Regions from separate parts of the Mus musculus genome. Here all the other regions are linked to region 1. Evidence: chromatin loops called from intact Hi-C (ENCODE). Cell type or tissue: heart. All regions are shown on one strand.

Region 1 (8,000 bases):
CTGTATGGTTTATTTTGAGGGTGCTGTTTTTTTCTTTTAATACAATAAATTTTACATTAAACGATTCACCATCATAACCATTTTTGAGCATCCATTTAGTTCACTCATGATATCCAGTAATCACCATGCACCCACCCGCACAAGGCTGTCTCTGTGCCAGATCTAACATTCCGCAATACACAGCAACATGTAATTCCCTCTGGCATTCCCTGAGCCATCTTCTACAACACCCCTACCCCATGCCTGCTTTCGAATGCTCCTGAAACTAATGGCCTACGAAACTAAGGAGGCTCTAGCTGTGTTAATCTGGAATTGAACTGATTAAAGACAAATCTTTCTTTCTCCAGCTTATTTCTCTTAATAGGAGGTGGCAGGTGGCAGTGACCCACCCACTGGTCTCACCAGATGTTCCAAACTGCCCAGAGAGGAGACTATGAAGCCACAGGGAGGGAGGGAGGAAAAGAGGGAGGGAGGGAGGGGATTCTGAGTAACATATACCAGGGCTCCTCTCAACAGCTCCTTCCACCTCTAGCTTCCTTGATTCGGCAGCAGAGCAGTTGATGTAGCTATGAACTGTAACCTTGGAAGTAATTCCTACTTCTGTGTGAATGGCTACCAGTTCAGGAGGAAAAGTTGGAGACAGAGGGTTCAAGTTGGGGCAGGATTCTCATTACAAATCCCTCTAGGAGTGCCCTAGGTCATCCACATAGAGGCCAGTGTCCTTGTCATGTCTGCTGATTGATCCCATGTCTGTGTCCCTACCCTCCGAGCCTAATCTATCTGTGTTACACACTCTTCTGATTGCCTCAAAGGCAATGTCTCACTCAGTCCCTCCGAGGACTCATAATGTCCCCTGCTTAGAATGTTCTGCTGAGGTACAATTCACTGTGAGTCGGCCTCTGTTTAAATGACATGATGTAGGTCTCACCTGTGTGCCCTACACAAAGCTGCCCTGCCGCTCCGATCAGCCTTGGCAATGCTGCTCATGTCCATCAACACAGTTTGTTATTCAGAACTCCTAAATCGCTAGGTGGTCATCTTGGATGAACCCTGGCTTCCTCGCCTCCAGGAGCTTGTGGAAGCAAAACAGAGTGACTTTGGATACAGAGGGAGAGACTTGCTACCTGTTGCTGCTGTGGCTTACATGCCTGGGCCCACTGCTGGCACCAACTGGCTTATATGAATGATACAGACAAGCAGATGCTGACTATGGGGGTTTCAGCTCTGCTGTAAAGAAATAGTAGCCCCTGTTCTACTATCTAACTAGAATTATGTAGAAGTCAGGACAGGTCTATTAACCAGGCCTGTGATGGGGAAGGAGAGACAACAGGAATGAAACCCTCCCTCCACCTTCTCGGGAGGAACTCCACAGAATTTATGCTATGCCAAATCTTTAAACCTGTAGTGTAGTCCCTGTTTATCTCTTGCACATCATAACTGTACATTCTGGTTATTTTTTACTCCTACCCCCATATTTAAAGTTCCCTGACCCCTCATCATGGAGACCCGTGTGTGGCCCCATAATTAGGGCTTTGGACTGTAGCCAGGACCACCACATTGTCCATTACCACTCCCCCAAGTGAAGTTCCCCTCTCTCTCCCGTACCTCAAGACAAGAACTCAGAAACTATGCAGATGCTTAACGCAACAGAATAAGGTTACTAAAACCACTAGCCTATAACTGAGGCTGGGCTGCTCCTGGCCAATCTACAGGGGACTTCAACCTCCTTCCCTTTAGCCATTCTCAACCTGTGAGTCGAAACCCCATTGGCAAACCGTTATCCTTCCAAATAGTTACATTACAATTCATAACAGTAGCAAAGTTACAGTTATGAAGTAGCAGTGAAGATAATTTTATGGTTGGGGGTCACCACAACAGGAGGAACTGCATTAAAGGGTCGCAGCACTAGGAAGGTTGAGAACCACTGTTTCCAGAGCTCCATCAGGCAAGGTCTGAGGATGCAGTGAGGAGCAGCTGGATCACTCTGACTCTGGATCATGTGCTGAAGCCAGTGAGCTGTCCTAGGAACCAGGGCAACTCAGATAACAAAGCACATACCGAAGTCAGCTTCAAGCTCAAGTTCGTTCTTTAAAAAGTACTAAGTACAAATGTCAAATGTCATCTACATGCCTAATGCAATCCATGTGTTTATGGATCTGTTTTCTTTACATTATGACATAAGTGGAGTATATGGTATGTGTGTGTGTGTGTGTGTGTGTGTATGTACCAGGAGCCCTAGGCACAGAGGCCAAGTCAGTCACATCCAGACTGGGTGCTCAGTTATCCCATGGAGCCCGTTCAGCCACTGATACTCAGAAGGCTCCATCCAGGTCGGTACAGCCAGCTTCTACTTCCTTCCACAGCATCAGCATCCAAGTCAGGACAGAGGAGAGGGGAAGAGCAGCCTGGAGACAGGGTGGAAAAGAAATGCAGCCCCAGAGGCTCTCCCTGACCTTGCTCCTCCCCGGAACATCCTCGGCTTGTTTATATCACTCCTAACAAGGGTCGAGGCAAGTGGTCTGGATTCTATCTTTAAACACTGATCTTCCGGGATGTTCTCCATGTGCTGGGACAGAGGGAAGTGCGACAGGAGACTTGGGCTGCAAGCCCCAGTGCCTGAGGTCCTATTGTGCAACCACAGGAGCTACCCAGTGCCTCCAAGCCTGACCCTTTATCTCCTCTCAGGAACGGAGCTGTCTCTGCTTCTTTTTCCAGGACTGAGTTCAGGGAAGTGACCTTTGCAAACAGATTTCAGAGTAGACATGAATGAATAGACTTTTCCTGAAGTCTCCTAAACAGTCTGGGGGGTGATGAATTTCCCAGGCAAAGAAGTTGATTTCCATAAAAACCAACAAGAGCATCTGTGGACCTGGTGATTCAAATAGCCCACTAATCATTCAGGCATTTAAAAGACATTCAGGAGCACTTACTCTGATAGAACTCCCAAATTAGGCACTAGGGATGTGTCCATAACAAGCAAGGCCACAACCATCCCCTCTGTTTTGCTGAGGATTAAAGTAACTCAAGACAGGATATCCCAAAGAGCCCAGTGTAACAGAGCTGACTATAGCATGGTAGTAACTATACAGATCCAAATGTTCAACTGAGATTCCTGCTCTCAACCCCAGAGCTGAGCGGTGCAGACAGAGGAGCAAGTATAAATGCAAGGCTGGGCAGATGGGACCAGAGAAGATGCTGTGCCCACATTTTCCATTGGGACTTCTGTACTTGTTCACCCTTGCTTGAGATGCTCTTGCCTAGTATGTGGGTTAGCTCAGCCTTGTCTCTCAGATAATCAGGCTATCCATTATTGTGTTGGAGGAGACAGGGATGATTTATGACGAAAACATTTATGAAAGTGACATGGTGATAGGAGGGGGAGACAAGAACAATGGGGACTGAATAACTATAAACTCCAAGGAAGGCAGAAGCCTAGAACAGACCACATTGGACCAGGGAAGCTAGATCTCCCTGGGCCCACTTCTGCCTGTCTCTGGCTTGAGAAGGTAACAAGATGAGTTGCTTTAGACGTCACAGATAGACGATGCTCACAAGAGGGTAACCTGTGTACTCAATGATAGGCAACCTAGTGCCAGGCCTGTATCATCATAGCTCAGGGCCGAGTAGGGAAGCCAGAACTAGCAGAATTCTATTCCCCTCCCAGCGCCTGTGGGGCAGCAAGATCCCCCCTCAAAAACCAGGTCCCCTCACCCATCTCCAGCACAGGCCCCAAAGATCCTCCAACTACCAAATCCATTTCGCAAAGTAACCCAAGGCTCTTTCAATTGTTTCTCTCCCATGAAATATGATGTAATAACTACTATGAAAAGGGCTTTTCTAGCTTCTATATTCCTAATCATTCTGCAGCTGTCAGGCCGTTATGCTTCCTAGAGGACACCCTTACAATCACAATGCGATGATCTGAAAAGCAGCAGTACCCATGTAGCACAGACAAGAATCGCCAGACGCTGGGATTCAACAGCCTGCCTTTTTGTGTCTCATAAAAAAAAAAAAAGAAAGACTGGGCTTAGGCTATGCATGATTCCTATCAAATAAGGAAACAGAGGTGGGGAGAATTAAACACCCCAAGGCACACCCAAGCTAACTGAATCAGAAGCTCACCTGAATTCATGTCAGGAAGATTCGGGTGTCACTGTCCCCTCCCAGTACATCATGGTACCATGATCAAAAACTAAAGGTGCTGAAGATGTTTGCAAAGACATGGTGCTAAGTAGATGGAGACAGGGCTCTTCCAGTTTCAGATTTATCCTGTCCCAGATTTATTGACATACAAAGCCATCCTATGAGTTAACTCAGTGCCATATATAGTACATGGTGTAGATAGAGATGTAGAGATGGAAAGACCCATATACTTTCTAGATGAAAAAGGCTAAGCTATCAAAAGCTGAGGAGACTTGCTATCTGGCAAGTAAAAGCAGAGCTGGTATTCAAAAAAAAATTTTTTTTTACCCTCTATTATAGTGTCCTACCTATGACAACAAAAAGAAAGAACAAAAGGAGAGAGAGAGAGAAACCAGCCCCCAACAACAAACCATGTTTTGCTTTCAAACCCTTAAGCCTCACCCTGAGCTCCTGGCAGGAAGAAGAGAGGACAGGGTGGAACAGAGTGGAGCTCAGCCAGGAGTTCAGCAAAGTGGGCCTGACAGGGACAGGAAATCCGGGCGCAGATCATCCAGAGCTGCAGACTAGGTCAGCCTCAGGGTCCAGGGCAGACTAAGAGCCAAGAAGAAAAGATGGGCTACTGCCAGGCTGGCCTTACTCTGTTCCTGAAAGTGTACCCTCCATAATCAGGCCAACTGTGCAAGAAAAATCCCCACTATAGTGAGTCACAGAAGGTGCCCAGGAAAGAACCATCTAGCACTGTAGGTAGCATGGCTCAAACTCTGCAGCCCTACCAGACCTGGTCAGGCTGCTACATGGCACAAAACAGTCCTTCATTTAATCTTGTTTTAGGTATGTACAGATTTTTCCAGTAATCAACTGTGAGCCACTTCTGCTCCAGGGCCAGTATCAGTGGTTCTCCTGTCTGGAAGAGCTCACGACGGATGGCAGCTGGCCCACAGTCAAGAAAACCCTCCATGGTGCAAGACAGATGTCAAAAGGAAGGCAAATGCCAGGGAAGCTAAGCCACAGTATCTTGTACCAGCACACAACCCAGGACTGGTTGTTTGCACATATTGGATGCTCAAGACAATTGGAAAGACCCCAGCAGCTGAGAAAGGTAAAGGACCTGTCAAGACATGGCTAGGATGAGGAAGCCACTTGAGTAACACACCCACTGCAATGGAGCCTCCGGCATTGTGGGCACACCTCTGACTCACTGAGGCCACCGGATACACAAGGGAAGCCATTCCACCTGGAGTGTCATTCTACTGCTTGGAAGATTCCACAGAAACCACAGCTTGCAGCCCTCAGGGCTTCCTGACTCTTGTCACCATGGAAACAGACAGGGAAACCCGAGCTGGAACACAAAGCCACACTGATTCCCCATTCACCACTTGCTTCCTGCACTTAGAAGTGGCTCCTGAAGGATCTGTCCTACCCCAGAGCAATGGATTGATTCACGTCTCGGAAAAGCTTCTCCAGGATCGGTGCTTGTGAGCGAGCATGCCCTTTGGTTTTGACATTGTACCGCTCAGGCTGGGTATCTACCTGAAAGCTCCTCTCTAAGCCTTGGGCATTCCCTGGGCCAGAAGAGGATGCTTCCCCTGGCAGGCAGCCCAAAAACTAGGGATCCCTACAGATGGCTTAACCAACAAGTTCAGGGAACCAAAAAGTCTGGCCATGTTTTAGTATTGACGTGTTTCAGATGTAGAGAGTATAGCTTCCAGTCTCACTATCCCTGGTTGTCTTCCTTGTATACTTCTCGCCATTCGAATATGGTTCCAACAATTGGTCTAGAGAGTCCATTTGTGGGCTTCAGGTCAAGAACAAGATCAGGGAATGTATCCAAGGCCCTAGTCACCTGTCATTCTCATTACTGGTTCTCTAGATGAGCCCCACCCCACAACAGCTCTTCTGCCCCACCCCCACCCCCCTATCCCCAGGTGCCTCTTTGTTCCACACTCCAGCTGCTGAAATAGTGAACTGCCCGTCCCATTGTCTTTCCCATTCTGGGCTTTCTTTTACTGATGCTTGCCCCACCAACATCTAGCACTGCAAGCAGACAAAATAAATACTTAATAAACATTTGCGAGGACAGATGATTTCAGGATCTAAGCCCCGCTTCCTCCAACCCTAACATTCATATCTAGGATTCTTAAAGAATAATTAAGAGCTATGTCTGGAGCCCAGAGAAACTTCAAACAGATTGGACTTTTCCATTGGCTAGAGAAAACCCCACAAGGACTGGAAAAAGCACATTTGGAAAATGTTTCTATCCACTGCCTTCTATATCTGTTCAACACAGACAGGGATTTTTCTTATAATATGCATCTTCTTGGGTGTGAGGGACTATTGATACATCCATTTCACCAACTGTCACTCATTATATAATTAAAATGCTAAGTCCATATCATACAGTGCTGTGAAAGAAACAGAAGCCACCCATGGAGTAACAGGACTGCCTGTGGTTTTGCTTAATTGGTGGTACCATCCATAAATGTCAAAACTGCTTGGAAATCTGAGCTTCAGGTAGACACTGGGTGCTGGCTCCACTAAGTGTACACCTGTCTAACTGTGTCACAAGAGTCTTTCTAGGGAGTTGGGTTTGAGAGGCAGTATCTTACACATATGACATAAAGGACAGAACCTGAAGCTGCCATTATGTTTCACAGGGAAGACTTTACAGCTAGCTTCCCTGGCTTCAAAGCTTGCAGAAACCTGGCTGGAAAATAATGGGCCTCAACTTCCTTACCTGCAGATGTACAAAGTCTCTACTAGGTGGTTTTAAGTTTCATCAATTCACACATCGACAGACAGTATGAGCCAACAAGATGGTTCAGTGGTTAAGGCACTTTCTGCCAAGTCTAATGAATTGAGTTCAATCCCAAGAATCTGCATGGTATTAGGAGAGCACCGACTCCTACAAACTGTCCTCTGACTTCCATGCATGTGCCTCAGTATCCATGTGCCTGAATGCATACATGTGCACACTTGCATGCATGCACACACACACTCAGTAAACAAACAAACAAACAAACAAATAAAAGAGTAACTAAATTGAAATGAGTTGATTTAAGCACGGTAGTTAGGATAGAGTCATTCTGATCCATGTGGATCCTATAAAAACAAGACACTGGCTTCATTGGCATAATAGCCTCTAGAAGTGCCTAGCACATAACTGGTGCTTAACAAGTGTTCCTTGAATGAACAGGTGAGTCTCCAAGTTTCAGATTTATAAAGTGCAATCCCATAGACAGTGGCTGGAAGCAGGGATGGCATTGGCATCTTTCAGATCAGCCAGTGCAATAGGCTCAGTCCTGGGGGCTTTCCATACACCATCCCTAATTAATTACAGAGAAGACTAAGGAGGCAGAGGCATAAAGATCATTGCAGATTGGAGGCAAGCCAAGGTTACATAGCAAAACCCTTTTGGGGATGGGGGATGTTCAAAGTGCAGGAAAGATGGTTCAAAACTTAAGAGCACTTACTATTTTTGCAGAGGACCCATTTCGGTTTCTAGAACTCACTTGGGTTGCTCACAACCACCTGTAACTCTAGTTCCACTGGATCCAGTGTCCTCTCCTGGTCTCAGGGGATACACAAACACGTGTGGCAAAAACACATACACACACACACATACACACAGAGACAGACACTGGCACAGACATAGGCACACACACACACACACACACACACACACACAGGCACAGACAGGCACACACACACACACACACAAATAAAAATAAAAATAAGACTTATGAAAAATGAGAGAGGAAGCTGAGATCATAGGACAAAGTGGAAGAATTTAGTTTCTCACCACTGTGCCAACTTCCTACTTTCCTAGGTCCTCAGACACTCCCATCAGTTGAAGGACT
Region 2 (8,000 bases), 260 kb before region 1:
CAGTAAAAGTGAAGGGTCAGAATACAAGTAGCTCAGAATTGATTTTGCTCACACTTAAAGGTGGGTGGGCTCAAGGAGGTATTGAGAGAAAACAGAGCATTTGGGATACATTTAACAGTAAAGGAAGGCCCTTAGTATACAGAAGTACCACCCAGAGACCTGTGGGATGGGTCAAGAGTATGGCAATTAAAGGTACAGGGCAGAAAATCCAAGACTATGGCACAGTGATGGTCAGGTTGCAGGATCAACAACAGAACTTCTCGTGCATTTTCCTATGCACAATTTCATTTTGCTCAATGTTTTTCAATAATGTTGGAGTTATGAATAGGTAAGGTAGGTAGCCAAATTAAATACTAACTGATAAAAGTTCATGAAAATTTATTTTAAAGTTACTCTTCATATACACAAAAGTTGACACAAAATTTATAAAGACAAAAGCATTTTTTTCACACTAATGAAACGTCTGTGATTGTTTATTTCCACATAAGAAATAAATCTTGGCTGAATAGTTGATATTGTAGGACTCAGAGTATCTTCATTAATTTTCTTTTTTATTAGATATTTTCTTTATTTACATTTCAAATGTTATTCCCTTTCCTAGTTTCCCCTCTGAAAAGCCCCTATCCCTTCTCCCCTCCCCCTGTTCACAAACCTACCCACTCCCTCTTCCTGGACCTGGCATTCCTCTATATTGGGTTATAGAGCCTTCATAAGAGTAAGGGATTCTCCTCCCATTGATGACCGACAAAGCCATCCTCTGCTACATACACAGCTGGAGCCATGAGTTCCACCATGTGTACTCTTTGGTTGGTACTTTAGTCCCTGGGAGCTCTGGGGGTACTGGTTGGTTCATATTGATGTTCCTCCTATGGGGCTGCAAACCCCTCAGCTCCTTGTGTCCTTTCTCTAGCTCTTACATTGGGGACCCTGTGCTCAGCCTAATGGATGGCTGTGAGTATCCACTTCTGTATTGGTCAGGCACTGGCAGAGCCTCTCAGGAGACAGCTATAGCAGGCTCCTATCAGCAAGCTCTTCTTGGCATCCACAATAGTGTCTGGGTTTGGTGGATGTTTATGGCATGGACTCCCAGGTGGGGCAGTCTCTGGATTGTCATTCTTTCAGTCTCTGCTCTGAACTTTGTCTCTGTAACTCCTTCCATGGGTATTTTGTTCCCCATTCTAAGAAGGATTGAAGTATCCACACTTTGGTCTTTCTTCTTCTTGAGTTTCACGTGTTTTGTGAATTGTATCTTGGATATTCCTAGCTTCTGGGCTAATATCCACTTATCAATATGACAACATGTGTCATGCAAAGTGCATGTGCTGTGTGGAGTGATTTCACACAATTAAGCATGGAGGATTACTGCCACAACCTTGTCAAATTATGCATTTCATTTGGAATTGATTTTGTTTATGACATATACAGAAATATTTTGCTGATGTCCAACTTTTGTGACACCCACCCATTCCCACACACAAACATTCAATTACATGACCTTATATGAGGTTATGACCCAGTTTAAGAAACAATGGCTTAGAAGACAAGAATGGACTGAGATTAAACAGTAAGGTGGAGAAGATGTCACAAAAGTCAAAGAGATAAATGTCTCTTGCAACATTATGTGGCATTAGTCCTCCTTGATAAACCTGTTTGGATTTTTTTCTTTGTTTGGGATTGTTTTTTGTTTTGATTTGTTATTTCCCCATCTGTTTTAACACTTTTGGCAAATATGATACCTAGGATCATCAATGGGTATCCTTGGATGATCAACTCAAAATCCAACAGGAGTCAACAGAGCAGGAGGGAGGAGGGGTTGTTCTGGAGAGATCCACACGACTGACCATTATATTAAAAAGCTATTTCTCCAAGTTGTTCTCCAAATTTGCATGATGGAAAAGTTTACCTTTGTACTTGACAACCAATTGTCTTAATCTCCAGTCATCTTAACTCAACAGAGAAAAATTGATTTCTGACCTTTTTATAGATAAGAGGTTTTTCTGAGTCCACATTGAATATTCTACAACTGAAAGAACCTAACACATCCCTGCATTTCTTCACAGTAATGGAATCAAAATGAAATTACTCGTGTTCTTAAAGAAAAGAACTGCAGCTTGAAGAGTCAACATAGACTTCTGTCTCCCTAAGAAGCAGTAAATGTGAGGACATTTTTTATTCAACTACATAACTGGATCACATAGAAAACACCAAATTGTTGATTGGCAAAACTGTCCATATTAGTACAGTCCCCTGGTAGGGAAAATGCTGGCAGGAAGGAAAGTTGATTGGATGGCACATTTAGTTGGACAGATTTTTAAAATTGTTGTCCCTTTTATATTTCATGTTTTTGTCAGAAATCAAGAGAATGGAGTTTTTAAATCAAAATCAAACAGATAAGTATGGCAGTTTTATGTGTGAAAACAAACATAAGCAGTTCTATGCAGACTCAAGCATAAAATAATTCAGGCATGATGCTGGACTTACTAAGGTCAGCTGGTTTCTCCCACCAGAAACAATGGCTCTCAAACCTTATACATGCCACAGCCTCCTACCATGGGACATAACCTTTAATCCTATGAAATGTTTTGCTAAGTCACCATGTTGAAGTCTTGGAAGTTCACTAGGCCACCTAACATCCAACCCCATCACCTGAAGGTAAAATCAATCAATCAATCAATCAATCAATCAATCATATACCAGCGCTACAGCTTCAATGCACTCACTGTCTACATCTCTCCTGCTCAAAGATCAGGTTTTTGTTATCATCTGTCCCAAATTCACATTAGTATCTCTGAGGACAATGGTGCCCCTCTCATAACTTTCTAGTAGAGTGAAATAAAAATCCTTGTGATCAGTGCAAGAAAATAAAAGCAAGATTAACTAGTGTCTACCACTAACCAATATACAACACATGTGGTCGAAACCTCTCTGCCAACATGAGGCAGAAAACAAAAACAAACAAACAAACAAACAAAAACCAAAAAAAAAAACCAAAAACAACAACAACAAAAAAACCTTCTATTTCACAGTTCAGATATAATTATTGGCCACATTTTCCCAAGCAAAGATGGTGACTTTGGCTCATTCCCTGGGAGACTTTTCTTCCGGTCTTGGCACAGGGGTTGGCTTTTCTTTAACAGATTGTAGTAATGTACCTTTCACTTGATCCAGTTCACTCATTTATTCATTCAAAAGATATCAGAACCCAAAATGATACTTGAGAAGTAGCAAGATAGCAAACCCACATATTCACAGAAACCAGGCACCACTGGCTGCATCTGCCTGTCAACAGCATACCAGATTGGTCCAGCAAATGATCAGTTAACTCTAGTGATTCATTCTCGACTTATAACATTTCCAAGATGCTGAAATTCACCCATTAGGACAAATTTGTGGATGGCAGCCATTCTTCCAACTATTGCACCCTTTGAACTCCTAAACAAATTATGTATAAATGTTCCTAAACATCACTGTGGAAAGTCCTTCCAGTAATGAATGTGACTCATGCTCTGAATTTCCAAGCAGCTATTGAATAACATGAGCCGAGTGTTTTGTCCATGGCCTTGACCTGACCATTTCCACTTTAAAGATGTTTTGGCTTGGGCATGATTTCCAGAGCTGAGGTGGGTAAGAAGTCACGATTGTACTTGCTTCCTCTTTCTACACATTCCCCATGTACTGATTTTCCTAGTAATATTACTAAAATACAATTTATAAGACACTAATCCAATCACTTGATTCCTTTGCTTATAAGCCATCAATCACCAAATCATAGCCACCACCAAGGTGCCATTTCCCTTCCAACTCACAAACTCTGAGCATTGAAGTACCCCCAGTGACACAGCATATTCACAGGCCATATTCGTGGACTTTCATCTGACCTAGCTCTCCATAGAATGGTCCTGAAGTGTCATTCTTCTCTCATAACAAGCAGTCCTCAAGACCCAAGTTGTCAAAAGTGACTATCTAAAAGAGCATTCACTGACAACGCTAAACACAGGTTCACATAGCCTTCCTAAGTCAGTTTGCCATCTCCCTCTTACTGGAATTTCTTGCTAGTAAGTATGCAGTTTTGTTAAATGGACTATATTTTTCTCACTAGTTATTGAAAATCTCCCAATGCCTTACTATAATTCCATAGATCACTGTGTTGGTTGCAAAGAGTGACTCTTAGGATTCTTCTCCAATGTTGTATTGTCATCTCAGAACTGTGTAGCCTAATGGACCCCCTTGGTAAACCTCTACTCCCAAAAACATTTACAAGTCATAGTACCAGCAAGATTATGAAGTATCAGTGAAAATGGTTGTGGGGCACTACAACATGAGGAACTCTATTACAGGTTCACAGCATTAGGAAGGTTAAGAACCCCTGGTATAGAGAGAATAGAGAAACTTGCCATATGGGCAAGAACTATTCATCAGACCATAGCCAATGTACAGCTTCATTCTTCACTAGCATGTGCAAGTCCTGGTGAAATGATTCTTCTGAGAGTGTCATGTCATATCACATATTTCATAGCAAGAGTCACTGGTTTACTTTCAGTCAGTCTAAGAGAGGATGAGGCATAGAGGGAAACAAGTCATTGACTATATAGAACACATAGATTTTCCCTTATGGAGTCTCACTTTGTACAGAACCTGTTCAATATGGAATGAATTCAGAGTGTGTATATGATGATTATATCCAAAATATGTTCATAAATAGTTTGCACTTGAATATCAATTGATATGTGATGAGAAAAGTTTTTGTTTGTTAATATGAATACTCACTGAGCACTTGCACAATATTTAAAGACTCACAAAGATGGTAGTCATCTTGCTGATATTACCAAAAGCCAGAATCATGTAGAGACAAGGCAGCTGATGTTCATCAAGGTCAGATAACTGGCCACTTATCAAAACCTTGTTGGCTACACTCTACTGAAGGCCCTTGGACCATTGCCACCCACATTGTGCATATCTTTGTGCTGCTTCTTGGCACATTTAAGGAGACTGTCCTGAGTTTCTAAAAATTGTCCCCAAGGATGGCAATGTGAAAGCACACCATGAGGGAGTAAGCACCATGGGCTTCTACCATGTAACGTGAAAGAGACCAGGAACTAAGCTTCCCTGAGTAGAAGGGATCACTGACCAAGGAAGTTTCTCAGGAAAACCAATTAAGCTTCTGTTTCCATGGAATATCTGGATTCCCCAACACAACACACAAACACACACACACACACACACACACACACACACACACACACACAAGTGTGGATATAAAACTGCTCCTTTCTGCCAACTCATATTGTTCAGTAAATAGACCTCACCATTTCCTGGGATATGAGCCAATTTGATTACCTCCTTTTTCCATGCTTGGAAGCTGCTTGGCCGTGATCTCTTTAACCTCTGCAAAACCATGGGAAATGAGCTTGTAAATGCTGTTAATCCTTGAGAAGATTTTAGATCTGTGGACTTAGGTGTTTACTGGGAAGACACAAATTTCTCTGACAACAGCTATCATCCTGGTCAACACAGAACTCTGGACAGCTCCTACTCTACCCCCACCTGAAAAAAGAATCGTAGGAAAATGGTCTTTGCTACCTCACCAGCATCCCAGCACACTTGGGCTTTCTTTGCTCTCCATTCTCAACTCTCTTGTTTGTTTTAAATGACCTTAAGAATCCCTCAGATTTTATTAATTGCTTTTCAGTTTTCTCCTAACTATTTTAGATTGGAGGCTGATGAGATGATTAATGTTAACTGGTTAATTAGAAATAAAAGTTATGCCGGGCATGGTGGCGCACGCCTTTAATCCCAGCCTTTGGGAGGCAGAGGCAGGTGGATTTCTGAGTTCCAGGCCAGCCTGCTCTACAGAGTGAGTTCCAGGACAGCCAGGACTATACAGAGAAACCCTGCCTCAAAAATAAATAAATAAATAAATAAATATGTAAATAAAAGTTATTTATTGTTCTTGAAACCAGCTTTGGAACACCCTCTGGCTTTCCTATGAACTTCTGCCATCACCAAACTCAGGTCAGACCCCTCAGCTCCAGTTTACTCATCCCCAGCATCTTCAGTTCTAAGAGGAAGGTCTTGACAGGTGCACAGAAAAATAAAGGCTTGCATAGGTTAATGAATTTATTGTACTTTTTTGATAGTAATGCTTTGGGTAGTTTATCTTTTGGCAAATATGATAAAGTTGTCCCTTAGTCTCCATTCATGTTTCTCTTATTTCTAGTGTCATTCCTAAACACCAGCCCTGGTTTCTCCAGCATCTGCCAATATGTAAGACCAATAAGCCATCTCGGCTTTAATAAATAGCACAATTCAGAGGCAGATCTAAGTATCTGCATGGATTTCCTGGATATCATTTCAAGTAACACAAAAGTGACAACTTGAGAATAAAATAAAGATGGAAAATAAATAAGTGCCACAGAATGCCTAAACCATAATAGAGCAATGGACAAGTTCTAGGGGGCATGAATATTCATGAGGTTTACAGTGGGGTGGCATGTGTACCTTCAGCTGCTAAAGCTCTAAGTAACTTGAAGAAGTCGGAAAGTGAGTATGGAATCTGATCTACCTGCCAACACAACTTACCTCAGCTCTCAGTTCAACTAGGATCAGAGAAGACAGACATAAAGGAATAGATGGGAGTCATTACCAGCCCTAAAGAACTTGGTTTTCATAGGCACTCATCTACTGCAAAGACAGACAGATTCTCTTCAGTGAGGATCATGACTACTGAGGCCAAGAGACATTTTCCTTTTTATTTTTCCAAAGAGATTGTATAATTGTTTGATGGTCAATAATTCCCTGCATTGTACTGGGGGGGGGGGCGTGTACCTCTCTAGAAGGATGGGGTTATTCATGTGTGTAAAGCAGCTTTGGCCTTTTCACACAATATAAATCTAGAATACAAAGATTTGTTCAGATCTAATTGATTATCCCATCTTCCTGACTTGTGATGATAGTGACTGGGTATGACCTTGAGCTAGCTCTTAGGATGCTGTACTGGCTGGTTTTGTGTCAACTTGACAAGCTGGAGTTATCACAGAGAAAGGAGCTTCAGTTGGGGAAATGCCTCCATGAGATCCAGCTGTGGGGTATTTTCTCAATTAGTGATCAAGAGGGAAGGTTCCCTTGTGGGTGGGACCATCCTGGGCTGGTAGTCTTGGGTTCTATAAGAGAGCAGGCTGAGCAAGCCAGGGGAAGCAAGCCAGTAAAGAACATCTCTCCATGGCCTCTGCATCAGCTCCTGCTTTCTGACCTGCTTGAGTTCCAGTCCTGACATCCTTTGGTGATCAACAGCAATGTGGAAGTGTAAGCTGAATAAACGCTTTCCTCCCCAATTTGCTTCTTGGTCATGATGTTTGTGCAGGAATAGAAACCCTGAATAAGACAGATGGGGATGGATTCATTGATGTATGGGAAGATGGAATTGACTCCCAGGGTTCTAGTCCATTCAAACTTTCATATCATAAACTGAGTGGCTTATAGATCATAGATCTTTATTTGTAATCAAATTCAGTATCTGGTATAGTACCACTTTCTTCTAAATGGAGAAGTCTCAGTGTCACTATGTATTGTGGGAGAGTTTAGCTAGCTTTCTGGGTCACTTTTCTATGCTATCTAGTAACATTAAAACAGTTTACAAAAGAACTCTTAATTATCCCCTCAAAGCCCCATATCTTTGTATCTTATCACGTGGAATATTAAGCTTCAAAACACAACTTAAGGGAGCATCAACACAAGTTCAGAACACCAAAATTTGAAAATTCCCTCAGCTCCCTACTTGCTCAGCTGAGGTTCCCCCTTCTTCAGCCTCCTTACAGTTGTATCTTGTGACTAAGTTCTAGGCAGTGGTTTTACTCCCAGGTGTCCAAGCTCAGCTCATTATGGGCAAATCAGATGACTTCCAGGACTCAGCCATTAAAGTCTCCCAGAGTTCTCCTACAATTTCCTTCTCCACATGCAAAAGACACAGTGGTAGATAGACTCCAAAAGAAGGTAAAGCCAGT
Region 3 (8,000 bases), 70 kb before region 1:
TTGGCTGAATAAATGCCAATAAAATAAATGACATGGTTTTCTCGTGTTGAATTTTGTATTATTTGAGTCACATTCTTTCTTTTTGCAGGGCTTACTTCTCAGGTAGAGGCTATTCCAGATGATTCTGAGAACACATCTAAGCAACTGTATCGAAAGCCTTCACCCTAAACGAAAGCCTGGATTTGCTGATATGGAAAATATGAATCTGTGTATGTAAATCTCATCCTCCACATTTATTCAATGTCTATTGTCCTAGAAGAGTTCAGAGATTATTAAGTCATTCTGAAGTCTTAAAACCTCTAGTAGCTGAAATTCATTTTCCTAAGATAATTTGCAACTCAATTTTCTTCGAAAGGGATGTGGTCAGACACAATGGAGGTAGTAGTGATGGATCCCCCTGATGTCCCACGCTACATGACGTGGCACACAGGATCCTTCTGCAGTAAAAGCTTTAATGCGTCTTGAGAGGGAGAGCATCAGCTTACAGAGCGAAGACCCCGAATGGCAAAACCCCGTCCCTTTTAAGGAGAATTGTCCTCTGCCTCGGACGTGTCACTCCCTGATTGGCTGCAGCCCATCCGCCGAGTTGTTGTCAAGGGGAAGGCAGAGCACATGCGCAGATTACTTGTTTACTACTTAGAACACAGGATGTCAGCGCCATCTTGTAATGGCGAATGTGAGGGCGGCTCCTCACATCCCCCAGTGGTCATCTCATAGGGTCTTCAAAAGGAAACCAGTGAGGACAAATGTACAGAAATGTCTACATTTTTAGGTATGGGCAATCACCTGAAGGAGAATGGTGTGCAGCCAAGATGGCCTAGGAGCTACCTGGAAGATGTGATCATTCCACATGGGTCCTGTTCCCCTTCTAGGAATGTTGATGGTTTCTACTGTCACTTATACCTGAGATATCTCACCTCCACCTCCACTCTGTCCTAAACTCTGCTGTGGAGCAATATTTCATTCTAAGTGTCTTTTGCTTGGGATGCTCCTTCTGTTGCCCACATCCCTGAGATAATTGTTAATTTTTTCAGAGATTGATACAGGGATCATCTCATGCAGAAACACTCTCTCTCTCTCTCTCTCTCTCTCTCTCTCTCTCTCTCTCTCTGTGTGTGTGTGTGTGTGTGTGTGTGTGTGTGTGTGTGTGTGTGTGTGTGTATGTGTATATACACAGGTCAGACTTAGTATCATTCCTCAGGACCTCAGTCCACTTTGGGTTTTTGTTTTTGTTTTATTTTGTTTTGTTTTTTAAACAGAGTGTCTGACTAGGCTGGGACTCCTCCCTGGCCAGCCAGCCCAGCACATCTGTTTCACCTTCTCAGCCTCTGTATTGTAAGCAAGCACTAAGACAGTTGGATGTTGTTTGTTTGTTTGTTTGTTTGTTTGTTTTACCAAGAGTATCAGAGAAAACTCAGGTCCTCGTTCTCAGATGGCAAAGCTTTTTCCAACTGAGCTACCTTCCTACCCTGCTTTCATGACTCTCTAATCATAGTCCCTGAAACATACTCTATGGGAAGGACTGGAGGACGGACTGATGGATGAAAAGACTCTAGGGCAGTGGCTCTCAACCTTCCTATAGCTGCAACCCTTTAATATAGTTCTGCATGTTGTGGTGACCACAGCCATAAAATTATTCCATTGCTACTCCATAACTGTCCACTTGCTTCTGTTATGAACTGTAATGTAAATATCTAAAAAGCAAGATGCCTGATTTGTGACCCTGAGAGCCCCCAGAGGCGTCACTACACGCAGGTTAAGAACTGCTGCCTAAGGTCTTCCTAGGTCAGCTCTTCACATAGGACTGTCCCTACAGCACCACCATGAAACATTCCTCCTTTATTTTAAGGCTTAGGACTGAGACATACTGCAGCTTTGTGCCACAGCTTGATAGTACTGAGGTTTGAACTTCAGGCTTACCAGAGCATTAAAAATGAGTGTCCGCCATGTAAATACCAGTGGCAGTAGCTACTCATATAGTGGCACAATTACAGGACACCCCTTTTGGTAGAATTAGCCAGTGATTGCAGATATTGAACAGCAATATGGAAGTGTTGATAGAGTACATGCTTTGTTTGGGTAGCCTGTTGCTGGTACCTCCATATTTTGTGTTTCTGTTTGTGGATACAGACCCAAAGTATTCCATAATCATCAAAACAGATGGTTTCTCCACTGCCACTCGACTGAGAAGACACAGATACTAGGCAAGCTGCACAGAAGCAAGGATGGCCCTGCTGTATTTGGCTTCTTGCTATTCTCTTAAGCAGAATAAGGGACACATGAGAAAAGCAGACTGCCAGGCCTTACTTCAGAACAACAGACTCAGATCTCTACTATGTCAGGTTCAGGACGAGTGGTTGTCAACAGTCTGTCTGGCCACTAATGACACAGTAGGATTGTTCTTTTCCAATTGCTCAGGACACTAACCTCTTCTAGAATTATTTTCTCTCTGTCTCTCTGTCTCTGTCTCTATCTGTCTGTCTCTCTCTCTGTCTCTCTCTCTGTCTCTGCCTCTCTCTGTCTCTGCCTGTCTCTGTCTCTCTCTCTCTGCCAGATCATCCCTATGGAATATATTAATAAATTATGTGTTGTTCGTTACTATACAATATGCCCCATGTGACTTACTTCACACTAGCATTTGTTCCTATAGAATGATCCTGCTGTTCTTCCTTGATAGTTTGTCTAACCTACCACTCTTCAGCTAAACCCTCTTGTCTTAGTTGCATGAGCTCAATACTCAGTGTCATCTGTTTAAAATATTTTCCCGACTCTCTGCTCCTCCCTGTTCCAGAGACAGCTGCATCTTCTTGTGCAGTGCCAGCCTCGCGCCCATAGACAAAATGGTGAAGGTCGGTGTGAACGGATTTGGCCTTATTGGGCGCCTGGTTACCAGGGCTGCTGTCTGCTCTTCACGTGGCAAAGTAGAGATTGTTGCCATCAACGACCCCTTCATTGACCTCAACTACATGGTCTACAGGTTCCAGTATGACTCCACCCATGGCAAATTCAATGGCACAGACAAGGCGAGAATGAGAAACTTGTCATCAATGGGAAGCCCATCACCCTCTTCTAGGATCGAGACCCCGCTAACATCAAATGTGGTGATGCTGGTGCTGAGTATGTCATGGAGTCTACTCGCATCTTCACCACCATAGAGAAGGCCGGGGTCCACTTGAAGGGTGGAGCCAAAAGGGTCATTATCTCTGCCCCTTCTGCCAATGCCCCCATGTTTGTGATAGGTGTGAACCACAAGAAATATGACAACTCACTCAAGATTGTCAGCAATGCATCCTGCACCACCAACTGCTTAGCTCCCCCAAGCCAAGGTCATCCATGACAACTTTCGCATTGTGAAAGGGCTTATGACTATGGTCCATGCCATCACTGCCACTCAGAAGACTGTGGATGGCCCCTCTGGAAAGCTGTGGCGTGATGGCCTTGGGGCTGCCCAGAACATCCTCCCTGCATCCACTGGTGCTGCCAAGGCTGTGGGCAAAGTCATCCCAGAGCTGAACGGGAAGCTCACTGGCATGGCCTTCTGGGTTCCTACCCACAATGTGTCCATCATGGATCTGATGTGCCTCCTGGAGAAACCTGCCAAGTATGAAGACATCAAGAAGGTGGTGAAGCAGGCATCTGTGGGCCCACTGAAGGGCATCCTGGGCTACACTGAAGACCAGGTTATTTCCTGTGACTTCAACAGCAGCTCCTAATCTTCTACCTTTGATGCCGGGGCTGGCATTGCTCTCAATGACAACTTTGACAAGCTCATTTCCTGGTATGACAATGAATACAGCTACAGCAACAGGGTGGTGAACCTCATGGCCTACAAGGAGTAAGAAACCCTGGACCACCCACCCCAGCAAGGACACTGAGAGCAAGAGAGGGGCCCTCAGTTGCTGAGCTTACTTTATCCCAACTTGGCCCCCAACACTGAGCATCTCCTTCACAGTCGGTGCTGCTGACTTCATTGTTTTTGTTTCATTGACCACTTGTTAGTGAGAGGGGGTTCAATAGAAATGAAGTAACTTGATTTCTGTGATTGTCATCAGAGTTATTTTGAGATTCAAAAGGATCATGTGCAAAACTAAAAATGATAAAAGACTGAGTAATTTCACAAGTGGGTGCCAAGCCCTCTGAGGGAGCTACACAGGTCCAAATGTCTTCCAAGAAGAAATCATGCCCATGTATTGATGAAAAGAGATCTCCCTGGAGATAGACTTCATGGCTTCTGCATTGACATGTATGTAACTGGCTACATTGTAGCAGTGTAAGAGTGAGATGTATCATTTCACGAAAAACATAACTTGAGCAGACGCTCCCTTGATAGATTGAATTTCTCCCAAATATGATGATTGTTTCCTTCTTGAGGGTGGTAAATTCTTTAGATCATGAAAATTTTTTAAGTAGAAGTAAATTTGCTGCTGGAAAAAAATGTTGTACATAGCATTCATATAACTGGACCATCTATATCTGCAGATTCTGTCAACAGCTCTCGCATGGATCCCTGCACCACACTAACCCACCCCTTAGGTCCTGTTCAACCTTCCTCTCTTTCCAAGAATGGAATCTTGCCTCATGACCCCCGTGCTTCCTTCATGCATAATTTCCTCTCTGCATGAAAGCTGTGCCAAAATGTTGTAGCTGTTTCCAATACATGGCTTCTCCATGTTCCGCTGAAATTTTCTACTTTACTCTGGGGACTGCAACACCCAATTCCTGACCTTGGCTTGTGGGTTTCACTGTGTGAGTTAGAGCACACTTTTAGGATCAACAAATTCACATCAACTGCTTCCCACAGCCTTACAAATAACAAAGAGTAAGGAAGAGGGCATAACTAATGGCTGGGGTGAAACAGAGAATTGGTTTGCTCCGTCAATGAGATGCCTAATGGGTTATCTAATCCCATCAGCTCAACCCTAAACAGATGTAAATATAAGCAACACTAAATGAACTCCATACATTTTATATATATAAAAGAAGAGGCCATATATTTGAGAGGGAGTGGAGGTAGACACAGGAGGATTTGGTGAAAGAAAAGTTGGTGAGAATGATATAAACACAGTACTCATATATAATAAAAGTTAAAAATTTTTAATTTAAAAAAATGTAAGAAATTGGTAATGTCATGGTTCAAGATTCAGCGTCTACTTTCAGATGAATTCTGGCTCAAAGCCTACACCCCTCAATTTCAACCTATAGGAACAAGATAAATCATTTAAGTGTATTAGATCTCAATAACGTCATTTAAGTACCTAAAATAAAATAGTTTATTAAGGGATTATCTTGAATATTTAATGAGACAGTTTATCTACAAAGTGGCTGCCATTTTTTTTTAATTTTAAAAGCATGCAATTAGTTGAGTGTAAAAAAACAAAACAAAACAATTGTTTAATGCCCAGAAAAGATACACTACTACATTATTTTAAAACAATTGATACATTTATTAAATTATCTGTATATGTATTTATGGCAGAGGTGCTTGTGTTCCACAGTGAAATTCTGAAGGTCAGAACACAATTTGCAAGTCAGCTTTTTATCAAACCCATGTCATCAAGCTTGATGGCAGCCACCTTTCCCCACCGATCCACCTTTCTGACCCAAGAGCTACATTGTTTTTACTAATTAATTAAATGAGGGGAGAACCTGTAGGTTCTTAACCACAGGATAATTATCAAAATGATATGCCCATTTTATGAAAAGGGAAAAGAGGTTAATAACTGTGGATCATTTGCTATTTTAAAATTTGGAGAGGAAAACTCCCAAAGGCTGTAGAAACAGTTAATACAGAAATGTACTCTATAGTTTCTTGTACTAGTGAGACTTGAGGATTAGCTAAAGCTTGGCAGTTAGCTTCCTGGTGGCCGAACAAGAAGAGAAATATAACAAATTGCAAACTACTCGATATCCACAAGGTAAAAGATAGCTCAAACTTAAGGAAGAGGACAGTTGGCTGTACTGTACTGTCTTCAGCCCCTTGGTTTATTTGTTCTCCTTAGCTGGGTCCTCACAATGTTACATGATCCTGTTGGAATTTGGTTGGTCCCTTAAAGGTGAAGAATATTTCAGAGTCTCCCCAGCAGAAGTAAATTACCCTCAGAAGGGAGAAGAGCTTCATTTTCCAGCTGGCAAGCAGCTGGTGTGCACTCTCGCCTTTTTGATGAATGGAGCCATTACATTATCTGTCTCCTGTATTCTGGACCACCCAGCACCTTCTTGGCATTGTCTTTGCTTGGGAATAATAGTGTCTTTGTTTGGCTTGCCAAAACACTGTTTCTGCAATGTGACCCGCTGGAGAAGAGTTCCTAGCTGAGCCATTTCCTCTTTGAGAGGCTTTGGCCCTTTTTTTGAGTGTGGAAGGGCTGTCTAAAGACTAGAAAAGTATTCATCTCCCCAAGGACCCGCAGTGAGTTTCGGATCCTATGCCATTGCCTCCATCAGCATCTTCCCACTGAGGAGGTACTCTCCCTTGGCTAGACAAATAACACATATTTTCTCAGCTCACCCTCTTGGCAAGTCTAAAATGCCTATTTCTTGTTATATGGATGAAAAGACTGAAGTCCATGGGTAGAAGGACATAGCCAAGATCACACAGCAGGAGCAAAACAGGAAAGTCACTTGCATTCTGAAGTCTGTGGTCTTCTGAATGCACAATAATCTCACAGAATAATATTTCATCAAGGACCCAATGAGGCAAGCATTTTGTTTTTTCTCATTTATTCAGTAAATGCTTAATATATAGTGACAAAAATAGACTAAGTGGTAACATAGGCCTTGGGGTGAAAGAGACACGTATAGCGCTGCCTTAGAATTTCAGTTCCACAGCTGTAGATAGACAGATCATATGGCTTTAGGACAGCTGATAGACAGAGTTCTTTGTTTTGCCTTGTACTTCAGGGTCTTCTGCAATACAATCAACCTCAGACAACCATTTTTGAAAGCTTCAGTAAGATATGTACCAGGGAGTTTGTCCTATATTAACCATAAATTATAAAGAATACAGTGGCAGGTCAGATAACTCAGTGGGTAAAGGTGCCTCAGTCATACTTGAGTTTGAGACCTGGGACCACGTTGTAAAAGTAAAGGATTGGCTTCTCTAAGTTGTCCTCTAACACATACACGTGCACTGTGGCATGCCATTCATTACAAAGAATATTAAGACCTTCTACGGTATATAAAACCACATAGAAACCCTTTTTTTCTGTTAAATGTTCAATAAGTGCCCTAGGACAGCAGGTGCTAAGAAAGTGTGGTCTGAACTCCTCTCATTTAGAGTTTTTCCAAGGAACATTCTTGAGGAGAGTTGAATGTACAAATTCATATAAGAAAATTGAACACTTTCCTCACATAGATCCGAATCCTTCCTCACTGTCTTTGAAGCCTTGGTAAACTGGAAATAACAATGATTTATGTTTTCAGGAATGACAAAGTCTTTTGCTTTGTGAAAAAACAACAACAACAACAACAAAACAAAACCAGAAAGGCCCATTTGTAAAATGAGTCCAATAACTACAGCAATTGGATATTTTCCTTTGCAATCATGGTTTCCATCCTTTCCATGCCAAATGCTATTATTCTGATAGATGATAATTCATAATTGAAATGTATTTCATCTCTATTGACAGATAACTCCAACTCCTCTAGGCATGGCCTCATATGCCTGCAGTCCTAATAACACTCAGGAACATGAGGCAGGGTGATCATAAATGTGAAGACAGTCTTGTCTACATAGTGAGTTCCAAGCCAAAATGGGATACTTCGTGAAATCATAATTCAACTGCATTCCACCGTAAATTGGAAAAAGGAAACCAACTCCAATTCACTCTAAGATCAGTACCTTTGTAGGACCAGAATGTTCTTCTCAACATGAAGTTAAGACTTTGCCTGCTTGCTCTTAAGCCCACTGTAAGTCCAATCTTAGAACATGACCCAGAGTTTTTGTAATTTTGTCCAAATAATCATTGACAAGTTCTTATTTTTCTTTCTGCATAGAAGATAAA

What was found. Hi-C counts contacts between places; a loop is a spot of excess contacts. Peaks named below come from ENCODE experiments on the same cell type or tissue, not always from the same donor. Only the 100,000 strongest peaks of a DNase experiment are listed, where the experiment ranks them.
Region 2: a loop joins it to region 1, with 3 times the contacts of the local background. A loop is called at or near these places in 23 of 42 quality-filtered maps.
Region 3: a loop joins it to region 1, with 2.3 times the contacts of the local background. A loop is called at or near these places in 4 of 42 quality-filtered maps.

The regions. Positions count from the first base shown.
Region 1 is chr12:15,795,710-15,803,709 of GRCm38, forward strand. The region is part of intron 2 of Trib2 (tribbles pseudokinase 2); the gene reads right to left. Mir6387 (microRNA 6387) reads right to left here and starts at 5,392; the gene lies at 5,285-5,392. In heart, no CTCF peak of the experiment used is centred here; DNase peaks (open chromatin) are centred at 2,512, 4,672, 5,452 and 6,022; H3K27ac peaks cover 234 bases.
Region 2 is chr12:15,539,250-15,547,249 of GRCm38, forward strand. No RefSeq gene overlaps it. Among named protein-coding and RNA genes, the nearest start is that of Gm40287, 63 kb to the right of the region's middle. In heart, no CTCF peak of the experiment used is centred here; no DNase peak of the experiment used is centred here.
Region 3 is chr12:15,725,257-15,733,256 of GRCm38, forward strand. It overlaps Gm40287 (a long non-coding RNA gene), which reads left to right. Exons shown (of 6, transcript XR_872503.1): 5 at 89-209; 6 at 773-1,620. It also overlaps the pseudogene Gm4804. Among named protein-coding and RNA genes, the nearest start is that of Mir6387, 72 kb to the right of the region's middle. In heart, no CTCF peak of the experiment used is centred here; DNase peaks (open chromatin) are centred at 4,645 and 6,265.